2 separate regions of the Homo sapiens genome follow, and region 1 is linked to region 2. The links are chromatin contacts, found by Hi-C or POLR2A ChIA-PET in ENCODE. All regions are on one chromosome and are shown on one strand. Each heading gives the region's core, a stretch centred on a gene start or an enhancer-like site at or near the end of the contact. The rest is flanking DNA. Distances are from core to core; before and after follow the strand shown. Region 1 overlaps LTBP4 (latent transforming growth factor beta binding protein 4). Region 2 holds the start of SUPT5H (SPT5 homolog, DSIF elongation factor subunit).

Region 1 (2,700 bases), core at 141-2,640, 1.2 Mb before region 2:
ACTGCACTCCAGCCTGGGCGACAGAGCGAGACTCCATCTCCAAAAAAAAAAGTCTGGGAGTCTGGAGGGATCTGGATCCAAAAGGCTTGAAAGGTCTAAAGGTGGTCCAGGGATGCTGAAGCTGTATAAGAATCTGAGAAGTTCTGAGGGGGCTCTAAGGCTGACAGAGGAACCCGGGAGTCTGGGGGGGTCCGAGGGAATTAAAGGCCCCAGGATGCTCTGGGACTTCTGAGGGCAGGGAGGGCGGGACCCAGCCTCAGCTCCCTGCTGGTTGCTCACAGATGCAGCTGCTGCGGGACGAGTCGAGCAGAAAGCCGTCGGGGCACACACACGTGTACCCGCCGCGCGTGTTTGCACACTCGCCGTGCTGGCAGCGCCCGCCAGTCGCGCACTCATCCACATCTGCCAGGGTTGGGGAGGTCACCGTGGAGTCAGGAACTTGATCCCTGCAAATCCCGCCCCCAGAACCAAGCCCCTCCCACCCCTGCCCCGTTGCACCTTCGCAGGACCCATTAACTCTTTCAAAGCCGGTTGGACAAGGTCCATCTGGGGCGCTCACTCTTTCGGAGTTCCCTGTGGCGAGAGGAGAGGGGTGGGCCAGGGACAGGTGGGCAGAGCGAGAATGGAGTGGGCAGAGACGAAGACGGGGTGGGAGGGACTAAAAGATGTTGGCTGTAGTTTAAGTGCAGGGACAGCCTTAGGTTGGCAGTTGAAATGGCAACATTGGAGACTCCCAAAGTATATGGTGGGGGGCCAAGGCACAAAGGCAGGGTGAGAACAGAGTGGCCAAAGTCAGAAAATGGGGTGGGTGGTCCCAGAGCGGTATGAAAAGCTCAGGACTGGAAGTCGCCTCCACAATGGGGTAGGCGTGGCTACAATTTGTGAACTGGGTTTATCTAGGGCAGAGTAGGAGGAACGGTGAGGTTGTCACCACTCCCCAGCTCCGAGCACTTCGGGGACGTCCTGGGGCTTACCCAGGCGCTCGGAGCACAGCTGACAGTCGTGAACGCCCCAGGCCAAGCCGGCCCCTCGGCAGCAGACCTCCTGCGTCCGGAGCCCGGGCAGCGGGGACGCGCACTGCGGGGAAGTGTTGGGTGAGCGCGCCCCCGCGCGGAGGCAAGCTCCGGGCCCCTCCCCACGGGCCTCCTCTCACTTCGCCTCCGCGCAGCTCCCGAAAGCAGTAACCGAAGCCCGAGGCATCTGAGTAGCCGTCCTCCCGCGGCGCGCTCTGTGCCAACACCGTGTAGGGCGCTGCCGCCTCCGCCCGCGCCGCCGCTTCCGCCCGCGCCACCGCCTCAGCGTCCGCCTCCTCCCAAGGGCCAGACACACGCTCCACCTGGTGCACCACCACCGACGCCTCCTGCGGGTGCTCCACGTGGACGCTCACCATAGATGCCACGCCTAGGGGAGGCACGGCCGGGCAAACGGATGTCTACACGGGTTCTTACGGGGTGGGGCTAGACAAGGCGGGGAGGGCGAGCTGGGCAAAGGTGCTCGGGAAGGCGGGAAATATGAGGGTCAGGGGCAAAGTGAAATGCTTGACAGGGGTCGGAGGGGACTCTGGCCACCCTTTCCTCACCGTGCTCGTCGTCGCGGTGGTTGGCCAGTGGCATAGTGTACACGGAGCGGGTGAGGCCTGGTACAGCCGGGGCCGGGGGCCGGGCGCCCGAGGAGTGCAACTGGCAGAACTTGCCAGCGAAGTCCGGGGGACAGAGGCAGCGGTCAGGCTTCACGCACACACCGCCATTGTGACAGATCAAGGGACACAGGACTGGGAGGAGAACGAGGACACTCAGGGGCGCCACCATTCCTGGCAGGTTCTCCTGGGGTCCCTACTCCCTCAAGGTATCATTCATTTCTAAGTCGCTCCGCCCTTAGCTGTCATGTGGCCCCGCCCCAATTCTGGCATCAGCATTGGCCCAGTCCAGTTGTTCAGCCATCAGAGGTACGGTCCCACCCACTAAGTCGGCAGGATCTCGCTCTATTGCCCAGGCTGGAATGCAGTAGCGTGATTATGGCTCTGCAGCCTCGACCTCCTAAGCTGAAGTGATCCTCCCATCTGAGCCTCCTAAGTAGCTGAGACGACAGGCGTGCACCACATCGGGCTACGTTTTTTAAAAATTTGGTAGAGGCGGGGTCTCACTATGTTGGCCAGGCTGGTCTTGAACTCCTGGGCTCAGGCAATCCTTCTGCCTCAGTCTCCCAAAGTGCTGGGATTACAGGCGTGAGCCCAGCCAGCCCTCAGGCTGTTTATTCACTTTCATGTCAACCTCTCGGATCCCAATTTCTGGCTGAGTCCACGGAGTTCCAGACCAGCCCAGACGGCGCTGACCCCGCCCATTCCGTAGTCCGACGGAACCCTTTGCTGTTCCAGCCCCTCCGACCCAATGCTGATCCCTTCCATTGACTCAAACCACATTTTAACCACTCCCTGGCATAACTCCCCGCCCAACTCTGTCTCCTTCGCATTCTATGCCCGCCCACACTCCCTCTGCTTGGTCCACGAAGTCCTACCTCCGCCCCCTGGCTGTGCCCCCTTTGTAGCCCCTCTCACATTACCTTCTACCCGCGGGATTCTAAACCCCGCCTATCCAGGAGCTTAACCTGCTGCCTCTAGCCCCTCCCACCTTCCTTTCCGCACTCTGATTCGCCCGGCTCACTTGTTCACGCCCCTCCCACCCCACCTCCAGGCTGTCCGGG
Region 2 (2,700 bases), core at 198-2,697:
CAAGCTCAGCTAATATTTTTATAAGACGGAGTCTTGCTCGTCGCCCAGGCTGCAGTGCAGTGGCGCGATCTCAGCTCACCACAGTCTCCACCTCCCTGGTTCAAGCGATTCTCAGCTTCAGCCTCCCGAGTAGCTGGGATTACAGGTGGGCGCCACCATGCCAAGCTAATTTTTTTGTATTTTTAGTAGAAATGGTGTTTCACCATGTTGACCAGGCTGGTCTTGAACTCCTGACCTCAGGTGATCCACTGTCTTGGCCTCCCACAGTGCTGAGATTACAGGTGTGAGCCACCAAGCCCGGCCTCAGCCAATGGTTTTTATATTTTTGTAGAGACAGGGTCCCGTTGTGTTACCGAGATTGCTCTCAAACTTCTGGGCTCAAGTGATCCTCCCAGCTTGGCCTCTCAAATCCTCGTTAATCCCTGAACACGGCGGACACACTCCCATCTCTGCACCTGCTGGTCCCCCTCACTGGAACACTACACTTCCAGCTAACCACGACTCACTCCCTCACCTCCAACAAGTTTTTGCTCAAATGTCACCCCTCAGACTCATGCTGATGACCCTATTTCAAGAGCAACCAGGACTCTCCATTCCCCTTTTCTGTTCTTTTCTCCAGAGTACCTTCCAGCTTACTATATAGTTTATTCCTTGGCTATATTTATTTACATTCCCGAAGGCAGACATTTTTAAAATCTTTTTGTTTACTGGTGTACCCTAAGAGCAAAGAATTGCGCCTGGTACATAGTAGGCACTACAAATATAGTTATGGAATGACTAGACATAACTAAAAAAAAAAACTAATGCTAAGTGCTTACTATATGCACACAGAGTAAACTTTCAAAACATCACCTGTTATCTCACTGGACCTGACCCATTTCTGGCCTCCAGAACCTGTCCCTTTGCTTGACTTCGACTTGCCTAATTCTCTATCTCTTGAGACAATCTGGGAGTTCCCAGAAGCCAGAGCCCGCTGTGAACCCCTCGAGCCTCCCACAGGGGCCTTTCTGCCCGGAGTCCTGTCCCCAGACGCAATGTCTCCCCCAGCGCCCCAGCCACAGACCTCGGCCTCCTCGCCGTCACTGCTGCGCTCGCTGTCCTCCTCCTCGGAAAAGTTGCTGTCCTCGCTGTCCGACATCTTCCGCTGCTGCTGGGAAAGACAGCAGCCTTGGCGCGTCCCACAATCCTGCGCTCCACCCCGAGCCTCAGTTTCCCCGCTGGTTCCCTGGGAGAAGAAAACCCCTTAGGGCGCTTCCGGCAGGCTCGTTTTGGCAATCGCGAAGCGGAGTGAGGACCCCCTCCTACGCCACATGCTAGACCTCCCCAGTTTCCGAATCTGTTCTCTACACCTCCCCGGCGCCCGGAACTGCCACCTCTGCACACGCACTTACCTCTCGGGCTCCACCTCCGCCTTCGGTACCAGCTGCTGTTCGCACGACGCCTGACTGGGGCTGACGGGTCCTCTCGCGAGAACCTACCCGTTGACCTCGCCTAACACGAGATTTCCGGGGCTGGCACGGGCGACGCACTTCCAGGTCGCCATCTTGAGAGAGGCAGGGCTGGCCTGGGCGGAGTGCGGGGCCGACATCTGCGGAGGGTTAGGAGGGGAAAGGTTTTTTCTACCCGCCGGCTCGGCGACCAGGCTGAAACTCATGTTTGAATTTAGTGAGCCGTTTGTTCGTTAGTCCGGAACACTAGCGCGGTAGGCCAAGCTGCGAGGAGGCGGCGAAATCAGCGAATAGCAAATTATAAAAGAAACAAGGCTTTATCTCCTAGGCCCTCTAAAGCATCCCCAGGAGATCCGTATCCCCGTTTTGGAGAGAACGCTGAAGCTCAGAAAAACTCAGTGGAAAGCGGCAGACCCAAGCCTCCTCGCCAAGTCTGAGTGACCGTGAAGCCCTGGTTTTTCCTTCTTTTTCTTTCTTTTTGTACTTTTTTTTTTTTTTTGGTAGAGTCGGGCTGTTGCCCGGCCTGGTCTCAAACTCCTCTAACTCAAACTAAAAAGCCATCCTCCGGCCTCGTCCTGCCAAAGTGCTGAGATCACAGGCATAACCTGCCGCGCCCGGCCCAAGTCCCTATTTTTCTTTCCAGGCTTCCTAAGTTCATTTAAAGGCGAATTTATCTATTAGTAATGACGGCTGACGAGTGATGGCAGAGTGGACAGGTGTAATGGAGAGATGAAAAATGAACCTTCGCCTGTAATCCCAGCGCTTTGGGAGGCTGAGGCGGGAGGATCACCTGAGGCCAGGTATTTGAGACTAGCATGGGCAACAAATTGAGACCCCATGTATCCAATTTTTGTGTTTTTTTTAATGTGGTGTGGTGGCGTGTGCCTGTGGTCCCTGCTACTCCAAAGGCTAAGGTGGGAGGATCACTTGAACCCATGTTGAGGCTTCAGTGAGCTATGATTGCACCACTGCACTCCAGACTGGGTAATAGAGACCCTGTCTCTAAAAAAAAAAAAAAAAAAAAATTAAAACTTAAATTTTTAAAAATTGAAAAATTAACCTGATAGGGGAAATTTTAAAAATCAGAAGTCTATGTCAGTCGCGGTGGCTCATGCCTGTAATCCCAACACATTGGGAGGCCGGGGCGGGCAGATTGCCTGAGGTCAGGAGTTCGAAACCAGTCTGGCCAACATGGTGAAACCCCGTCTCTACTAAAAATACAAAAAAATTAGCCGGGCGTGGTGGCATGTGC

Evidence for each region. Hi-C counts contacts between places; a loop is a spot of excess contacts on that map. ChIA-PET counts read pairs that join two places held with the same protein, here RNA polymerase II (POLR2A). Pooled maps may share reads with other maps.
Region 1: a loop to region 2 is called in a pooled map, with 4 times the contacts of the local background. The contact joins the enhancer-like site here to the promoter of SUPT5H in region 2. A Hi-C loop is called at or near these places in 2 of 50 pooled maps. POLR2A ChIA-PET finds 5 or more read pairs at or near these places in 2 of 52 experiments (CD8-positive, alpha-beta memory T cell and activated CD8-positive, alpha-beta memory T cell).

What each region holds. Positions count from the first base shown.
Region 1 is chr19:40,604,106-40,606,805 of GRCh38, reverse strand. It overlaps LTBP4 (latent transforming growth factor beta binding protein 4), which reads right to left. Exons shown (of 30, transcript NM_001042545.2): 2 at 1,580-1,771; 3 at 1,154-1,401; 4 at 975-1,077; 5 at 499-573; 6 at 280-402. Among named protein-coding and RNA genes, the nearest start is that of LTBP4, 4.1 kb to the right of the region's middle. RefSeq lists an enhancer at 289-583 and a silencer at 947-1,196. Within about 2 kb of position 1,390, at least 36 of the 41 ENCODE cell types and tissues checked have a DNase peak (open chromatin) inside an H3K27ac peak, as active enhancers do.
Region 2 is chr19:39,444,329-39,447,028 of GRCh38, reverse strand. SUPT5H (SPT5 homolog, DSIF elongation factor subunit) reads right to left here and starts at 1,447. Exons shown (of 30, transcript NM_001111020.3): 1 at 1,392-1,447; 2 at 1,064-1,225. The coding sequence starts at 1,138. RefSeq lists enhancers at 1,018-1,237, 610-1,406, 1,378-1,647, 1,407-2,204.